Regions from separate parts of the Homo sapiens genome. Here region 1 is linked to region 2. Evidence: read pairs that join two places in POLR2A ChIA-PET (ENCODE). Cell type or tissue: Caco-2. All regions are shown on one strand. Links, peaks and the distances in the headings refer to the core of each region. The heading gives the core; the rest is flanking DNA.

Region 1 (4,396 bases), core at 288-4,287, 200 kb before region 2:
TAATTTAATCATGTGTCTCATCATTCCCAAAAGCAAGTAGACCTTCAATAGATGAATGAACAAATGAAGATTAATAGGGATTAGTTGTTCATATCTTACTGAACAAGCTAATTTCTTACCAAGCTAAAACTAGAAAATAACTTACTATGTGATTAACATTCTAAAAAGAATGTTTATTTACCTATATATTTCACCCTTCTTTTAGACTTACTCCTCTCCAGAGGTTATTTCTAATTACACAAATTTATCTTCTATTTGATATTTAAATTGGGAGAGATTTTACAGATCATATTTTGAAGATACTCTTCTTTTTGTATGATTGAGTAGTTGGCGGGAAAAAAAAAAAGGGAATGCCTTAAGATTCTGTGAATTAAAGAGAGTTATGGGTTTTTCTCTTTACCCAATAAGGGATTTCAAGTAAATTAAACAGCTTTAGGCACTCCTTTGACTATTTTAGAAAATAATGAAAACAATTTTACTCTAAAACCTTTGATTTTTACACCATGGACTGCAATGCACTTTTTTAAACCCAATAAACATCATTAATTTATTTAGACTTTGGAAGAGTCAGTGTAAGAATTTAAATCATAGGCCCATAGGCTACCCTATAATTTTAGTTTTCTATCCTTCTCATGAGTAAAGAAAACAGCTGTGTTTATCCATTCATGGCTGACAAAATCCCTTTGTTGGTACTGACTATCAAAGTTACTTGTATAAACGCAAAATCTGGCAGCATGTTAATTTCAAATTATCACATGTACTTGAATGAATCTTTAGAGCAAGAACTGCCAATTTTAAAAGGCTACTGAAAGTACTAAAATATTTATCAGACAAGAGGTCTGCCAAGAGCTTTCAGGGCCCAACTGCTTCCTCAAATTACACACTAGACATAGAAGATTAGGGGAATGTTAATAGAATGAGATTATTAGTTGTGTAGATACTTTGCTTGAAATCTGAACTGCTGAAATTAGATTGGGAGCAGCTAGCCTCATCCAAGGTTAGGGGTTGATGAGGAAGTGCCTTTCTAGAACAAGCAAAATTCTGAATACTGGTTCATGATCACTATCACTGCCAAGCTAGCCAGACTTTTGATTGGAAGACTGGAAGAAAAGAGAAACTGGTAAGGATTCTAAGGAAACTCCTGAAAAGCCGTTTCACTTGTAAAGACTGGGCTTTTGGTGGACTCATTTATTCAGCAGATAAAGATTAAGTGCTGATGCTACCATCTCTATGAAAGCAGTCCCCTCGAGGCCCATGGTGTTCGGGTTAGTTTTTGTTTTCGTTTTTAATTAGGAACAAAGCTACTTGCAAAACAGTAAGTTTTATCATCGTCCATGATATGACTCCTGCCAGTCTTCCCAATTCAAACCAGACTCTCTCTTTAAGCTCTCCAACCTTGCCACACCACCCACTTTTTTCCAATCCTACTCTTCGATCCATGGTTCTACCCTTGACTGCAAATTAGAGGCATGTGAGAAGTCTTAAAAACAGACAATGCCTGGGCCCACCCTTAAAGGTTCCAATTACTCTGCTCAGGGGTGAGGCCCAAGCAGGAGTATGTTTTGAAGTTCCTCAGGTGATTCTGGATGTGCAGCCAGAGTGGAAAGGCACCGCCTTAACTCCCTGCCGCCTCCCTGGAAGCGCTTCCCCGCCCCTCCTCCCCATCTCAGTCAATCTTTCAAGCTTCTACTCAACATTCCCAAGCATCGCCTCACCTGTAAGTCATTTCCTGACTCCCCCAGGAAGAGAAGCATCCTTCTCCCTTGTGGCCATCTATGCACTCAGCATAGTTTCATCACAGCACCTGGTGTAAATTTTTTTAGGGACAGGTCTCTCTGCTTCCACTGGAGTTTGAGTTTATGAGGGTCAGGTTCATCTCTGTAACCCCCGTGTCAATAAATGTTGCTAGAAGGAATGAGTGACAAATATTAACTACTTTTAGAACTCCATCTTCTCTGGTTTAAATCTCCAGAATCCCTTGGGGCAATATTTCCAAAACTACTGCTATTCCAAAGACCCATAAATTCTCTAAATTCCCTAAATTCCCTACTGCAGACCTGGAGTGGAGATAGGAGATAGTGTGGCTGTGAGAGGGACTGTGCAAGGCAAGGCTGTAAAATTTCACCATTAGGCCCAACTGTTAGGACACACTCCCTCAGGGTCTTTGTAGTCCACTCTGGTATTCTGAAAATAACAATGACAAAAATATCTGTGTATCAGACACTGTTCTAAGGGCTTTACATAGATCTTCATTTCATCCTCATAACAATGAGGTTTTAGATACCATTCGGTATCTAGCATTTGGTATTTGCTAGATACTAATAATATCCTCATTTTACAGTTAAAGAAATTGACACTAAACTACCTGCTTTACCTATATAGCTCTGCATTTGCAACAACACTGCAAGAAAGTGAAGCTGATGATACAGGAGGTAGAAAGAAATTATTTAGGCAGATAGTGAGAGCCCAAGAGTCCTCAGCAGAGCTTCCCCTCTAACAAAAAGCAGCCCTCAAAATCATTTCTTTTCATAACAAAGAGAAGCCTGAAAAATTGAGTTGCAAACATAGATACATAGATACACAAGATGGAAGCTGTCACAGGGGAATGACGGCAGCTGTGCCAATAGAAAAGGAAAAGGACTACCTGGGGGCGGCCATGTCCAACATGGAGGCTCCATCTTCTCTTTTTTTGTTATCACGTGTACAGTAATAAAGAAATGGGCAACATGGTGCACCTCAGGCAGAGACGCGCCTGGATAATAAAAAAAGGTTAGGATGGGGGATACCAGAGATTCGTGCCCTATGCAAATAGCACAACTGGTCTAACCAGTCTTTCTTGCCCTTTCTTGCCTATGTAGATCAGACGCCGCCTCCCCACCAGCTCATCTATAAAACCTCCTGCATTTCACCGCGGATCCGGCAACCCATTTTTCTGAGACCCCTCTCTGCAGCAGAGAACTCTTCTCTTTCTTTTGCATATTAAACTTCCGCTCTCAACCTCAATCTTTATGTGTCCTCATTATTGTTCTCCGTGGCCATGAGAAAATGAACCTCGGGTGTGACTCCAGACAATGAGGCTGTTTCACTTAGAGGTCAAACAACTTGCCCAAAGACATGTGGCTATTAAGTGGAATCAAACCCAGCTCTGCCACTTACTAGTTTAAATGGTCAGAAAGCACTGTTTTATGGATTTTAATAACTTCTTATGTCTGTGAGATTATTTTGTCTGCAAATAATAGAAAAACACAATTTGGATCCATATAAACCATCAAGAAATGTATTCTTTTCCATAGGAAGTCCAGAGATAGGGTAGCCCCAGTCATGATGTGGTAGGCACTTCAGCTTCCTTCTCTACCTCTGCTGTTTCCCTTATATGGTGCAGGTTGAATCCTCTCCCTAGATGGCCATTGAGATCCTAGTCATCACATCCAGACACATCAACAGGCCTTTTCCTAACTGAGCATTTCCAAGGGCACGGGAGAGCCATGAGCAGCCAGAGGAGCTGAATAGGTGCTGCAGAGCCAATCACTGTCTCCCTTATTCCTTATACTCACAGAGCATGCTTGACTTTTCAGAGTACTTTCATGGTGATTATCACTTTCAATTTTCACGATGACCTATGTGAAATGTGAGTTTTGGATTATCCTCACAGGTGGATTTGTTTGCAGGAAAAGAATATTTAATTTAAATGGTTATATTAGTATTCAGTATATTAAGATACAAATCTCACAATCTAATACTTCCTTAGGTTTTTAAGTCCACCTTACAAATTCTGTTTTTTTAAGTTGGGTGAATTTGGTAATCACCTTACAGAGAACTTTGTTTTCTGTTTTTGTTTGTTTCTTTTCTTTTGTTTTGAGACAGAGTCTCGCTCTGTTGGGCAGGCTGAAGTGCAGTGGCATGATCTCAGCTTGCTGCAAACTCCACCTCTGGGATTCAAGTGATTCTCCTGCCTCAGCCTCCTGAGTAGCTGGGATTTCAGGCATGCACCACTATGCCAGGCTAATTTTTGCATTTTTAGTAGAGATGGGGTTTCACCATTTTGCCAAGGCTGGTCTTGAACTCCTGACTTCAAGTGTTCCACCCACCTCGGCATCCCAAAGTGCTGGGATTATAGGTATGAGCCACTGAATCCTGCCTACAGAGAACTTTGATTAAAACTTGGTCCTATTTATAAACAAAATCAAATATTTTAGAACCTTTTATACTGCACTTATAAATTTAATTCATATTTAATTTTATTAAACAATTATCTGACTTAATAAATGAAACATTCCTGAGCACTAAATAATTCTTTTAAATTTGATATGGTCAATTAAACTGATAATATGTTGAACATGAAATTCTCTTAAATAATTAAGACCTGGATATAAACTTACACATATCAGAATCAATT
Region 2 (4,396 bases), core at 259-4,258:
ATCTTGTATCCACAAATAAGAATTTTTAAAAAATTAGTTGGGTCTGATGGCACACATCTGTGGTCCCAGCTACTCAGGAGACTGAGGTGGGAGAACTGATTGAGCCTGGGCAGTTAAGTCTGCAGTAAGCTATCATCACACCACTGCACTCCAGCCTTGGTGACAAAGTGAGACCTTGTTTCAATTAAAAAAAAAAGAAAGAAAGAAATTGTGGTATATATATACCACATATATATAGTGAATATTATTCAGCCCTAAAAAAGAAGGAGCTCCTGCCATTTGCCACAACATAGATGGACTGGAGGACCTTATGCTAAGTAAAATTATCTTGTATTAGGGCGTCTTGTGGAATAAGTAGACTTTAGCTGCTCTTTCACAAAAAAAGTAACTATGTGAGATGACAGATATGTTAATTTGCTTCATAATAGTCACCAACTTACTTTCTATCTGTATTCAATAGCATATAAACCTCAAATATACACAAAATTTATTTCAAAAATATCGAGTCAGGTAGGCACAGTGGCTCTTGCCTATAATCCCAGCACTTTGAGTGGCTGAGGCAGGCAGATCGCTTGAACCTAGGAGTTCAAGACCAGACTGGGTAACATTGTGAGACCCTGTCTCAATAAATAAATAAATGAAAGTCATGTGGATTTGTCATTCTGAGTCTGTGTGATTTCATGGCATTGGGATTATCCATGTGGAGACATTCTCATTTACGAGTGTGTCCTTGCGGCAAAAATTTCCCCAACCTACTGCCCAGCAGCTGCTTCTCAGACACACTTGTGATCCGGAGCTGCCATCAACAAAACGTCTCCATAGAAAACGTGGATCTGTTTCATTCCTGACTGGCAGTTGCTGATCTGCATTGCACAACAGTGCTTTTTTTGTTTTGTTTTGTTTTTAGCTGAAACTTGGTGGCTAATGAATAAAGAATGGATTCTCTAGTAGAAGTTTTCCCATAGACTAACACCAGAGTTTCCACAGTGTTCTGGGGGAAAAAAAAAAAAATCAACAACATTATTTTGTTTTTAAAGAGCAAGTTTTTCAAAAACTCAGCTAATTTTAATTTTTTTTTCCCAGTTCCAACCCCTCCAGGAGCCTTACTCGTAGAAGATGGTCATTCTTTGGATCAATATCTTGACTTATATCAGCCACGAAATGGTAGCATCATATACATCATATAGATAAAGACAGTTTTGAGCCTTTGAAAGTTGGATGAAATGAAATTAGTTTCTATTTCCCTAGGTAATCTAAATGAAAAAAACTGTATATTTTATTTGAAGTCCATTGCATTTATTGCATTTATTTTTTAATTTATTTTCGACATGGAGTTTTGCTCTGTCACCCAGGCTGGAGTGCAGTGGCGTGATCTCGGCTCACTGCAACCTCCACCTCCTGGGTTCAAGCAGTTCTCCTTCCTCAGCCTCCCGAGTAGCTGGGATTACATGCATGCACCACCAAGCCCAGCTAATTTTTGTATTTTTAGTAGAGACGGAGTTTCAACCATGTTGGCCAGGCTGGTCTCCAACTCCTGACCTCGTGATCTGCCTGCCTCGGCCTCCCAAAGTGCTGGGATTATAGGCATGAGCCACTGCGCCCCACCAGTCCATTGCATTTATATTTCACAGAAACAGTTATTGGAGAAAATGATAGGAGGTCTTGCTCCGTGAGCCAGTCCCTCTCTTTGCCATCTCTGGAATGACAGAAACACCACTGGCCTAGGAACAGATCTGTTTCCAGGCCCAGTTCTGCCCCCAATTAACCACATCACTTCACCTCTTCATGCTTTCGTGCCCTCCTGAGCTGGGAGACACCACCCTCAAGAAGCACATCCACAAAAGGATGGTGTCTAATGGCCTTCTGGCACCAGCGCTGTGCAAAGCGGCATGAATGGAGCATTCTCAAGGTTAAACATATGGCACATTACAGCCGATTTCCTTTTCATTACTGCCACTTCCTCTGCGGTCACTAATTTCAGGTTGTCTGGAGCTTACAAAAAGAGACATGCAAGTATGTGTGTCTGTGTGTGTGGTGGAGTGGGAGGGACCTTTTGAGGGTTCATTGCAAGAGTTAGATGAGAATAAAACAGAAAGGAGCTAGGCTAGAATGCAGCCATTGCTCCCCACTTAGAAACACACACGGGCTGGAGGCAGATGAATTGCAGAACTCACAGATACAGCTTTGTCTGCCACCCACTGTTTCACAGGCCGCAGAGACACAGCAGAGGCAATCCCAGGCGGATAAACCCTGGGTGATGGCACCGATAGACCATCACAATGACTGTGCACAGTTTCCGTAACCAAACCTGAAACCAGGCAAACCCCATTTCAGGTGTCATTACCAGCCCCGCATTCGCTGCCAAGGGTCCCAAGCCTTCTAGGGGACTGAAGGCCAAGTTTCACTAGCTTGGATGCTATTACCAGGCAAAATTAAAGTGGAAGAATTAATCTGCCTCCGGCACATGCTCTAGGTTTATCAGTTTGTTTCAGATAAAGCCTGAAAATTCCACGTATTTGTTGTCTACAATTCAGAAGGCAAAGACAGATTTAGAAGTACAATCACCGGTATTTCATCTTAGGGCCATTGAAACCTGAGCCTATGTTCTTTCCCCACAGTGGTAGACTGCATTCCTAGTTGGAGGCATTCAGCTCCATCTGGTCGTTTCATCCCCGGTTAGATAATACCAGACGTATCTATGTAACATACAAGCCACTGTCAAATAGCACTGAGCCATCTCCCTGAGACAGCTGTTTCACACAAGGGCTTCATTGTCTGAGAAGAGCTCGTATCATTTTACTTCAAGTGCTGCGGGAACAAGCATTCTGTCAGCTGTCTTGGCTTGGAGGAAACCTCACTCACTGCAGTTTCATTATTTTATTATCAAGCCAAAAAAAAAAAGGTACTGTCGACGGTTGGGGTTGAAGGTTTAAAACAAGAACTAAAGTCTTTGCTCTGCTTTGCATTTATCAGGGAAAACAGTAACTCCAGGCACCCAAAGAATGTATAGTTACACTGTTCAAAAGATAGCTTGAGGCTCCTGGCTACTCCAAATGCTTGTTTTCGGTCTGCCTTTTGTTACCCACATTTAGTCAGTTTCAGGTGAACTAGGAAGGTGTTTTCCAGCCCTGTGAGGCCAAAAGCAGCTGTCACAATTAGCATAATGACATCACAAAATAATTAATAACTAAATAACTATTTAAAATTAGATAGACTCTTTCTTCTTCAACTCTCTAATAGAGAAAGATGATTACAACTACCCCACATGCAATATCTGAACCTCAAATTTCCAGTGAGTAAACAGGTTATTTTCCAAACTTTTTTTTTTTTTTTTTTTTTTGCCATGGATGCACTGTATTTTGAATTCAGGGAGTCAATTAACAAAATACATTCTTACATGAATATGAACATGAACATGGTTGTTCTGCTTATCTTTAGCTGCTGCTGCCTATTTCTGAGTTTTTGTTTTTTTAGTTTTTTTTGTTTTGTTTTGTGTTTGTTGTTTTTTGTTTGTTTGAGACAGAGTCTCCCTCTGTCTCCCAGGCTGGAGTGCAGTGGCACGATCACGGCTCACTGTAGCCTCGACCTCCTGGGCTCAAGCAATGCTCTCACCTCAGCCTCATGAGTAGCTGGGACCACAGGTGCATGCCACCAAGCCTGCCTAATTAAAAAAATATATATTTTTGTAGAGATAGGGTCTCTGTTGCCCAGGCCAATCTTGGACTCCTGGGCTCAAGCGATCCTCATGGCATGGCCTCCCAAAGTTCTGGGATTACAGGCAGGAGCCACCACGCCCAGTGGGGGTATTTTAAAATTGTGATAAAATAGACATAAGATTTGCCATTTTAACCACAGTGAAGTGTACCATTCGGAGGCATTATGTACATTCACCAAACATTTTAAAATATTTAAAAATTGGGATAATTCTGGTACCCCACAAAATAAATTGCGTGATTAGAATCTTCCGTTTTTTCCCTCTATCCTATTTATCTTTTCATGATGACTTCAAGACCAGATCTCCTGGGGGGATTTTGTTATGGCACCACGTTTGTCAGGCACCCTGAAGAGAGGCCCTCCTTCTGCAGGTCTGAAACATCCCTTGGCTTGGCCAAGGGATAGAGGTATCTGTACTTGACCCATTTATCGAAGCTATTTTTCTGGTGTGCACAGAATTAAAACAAACAAAAGCTGGTTGCTTAGAATTTGGCTATGCCTGCCAAGTGGGATTGGCCTCTCTTCCTTACCGCCCCTCTTACAAAAAAAGAAAAGGTTAAGTCAGAGAATTGGTGAAACAAAGGCCCTCTGCAACTCTAGGCCCAGTTATCAGAACAGAGTGGTGCTTGCCAAGGAGTCAGGGACAGATCTGCATGGCGGGCTTTAAGGAGGACAGTGCCAG

What was found. ChIA-PET counts read pairs that join two places held together with the same protein. Peaks named below come from ENCODE experiments on the same cell type or tissue, not always from the same donor. Only the 100,000 strongest peaks of a DNase experiment are listed, where the experiment ranks them.
Region 1: POLR2A ChIA-PET joins it to region 2 with 14 read pairs; 1 of 35 experiments calls an interaction of 5 or more read pairs at or near these places.

The regions. Positions count from the first base shown.
Region 1 is chr18:3,327,982-3,332,377 of GRCh38, forward strand. No RefSeq gene overlaps it. Among named protein-coding and RNA genes, the nearest start is that of LINC01895, 20 kb to the right of the region's middle. In Caco-2, for the core only: no CTCF peak of the experiment used is centred there; DNase peaks (open chromatin) are centred at 1,710, 2,100 and 2,810.
Region 2 is chr18:3,524,093-3,528,488 of GRCh38, forward strand. All of the region lies in intron 10 of DLGAP1 (DLG associated protein 1), which reads right to left. Among named protein-coding and RNA genes, the nearest start is that of GAPLINC, 60 kb to the left of the region's middle. RefSeq lists an enhancer at 2,071-2,815 and a silencer at 2,579-2,873. In Caco-2, for the core only: no CTCF peak of the experiment used is centred there; a DNase peak (open chromatin) is centred at 2,729.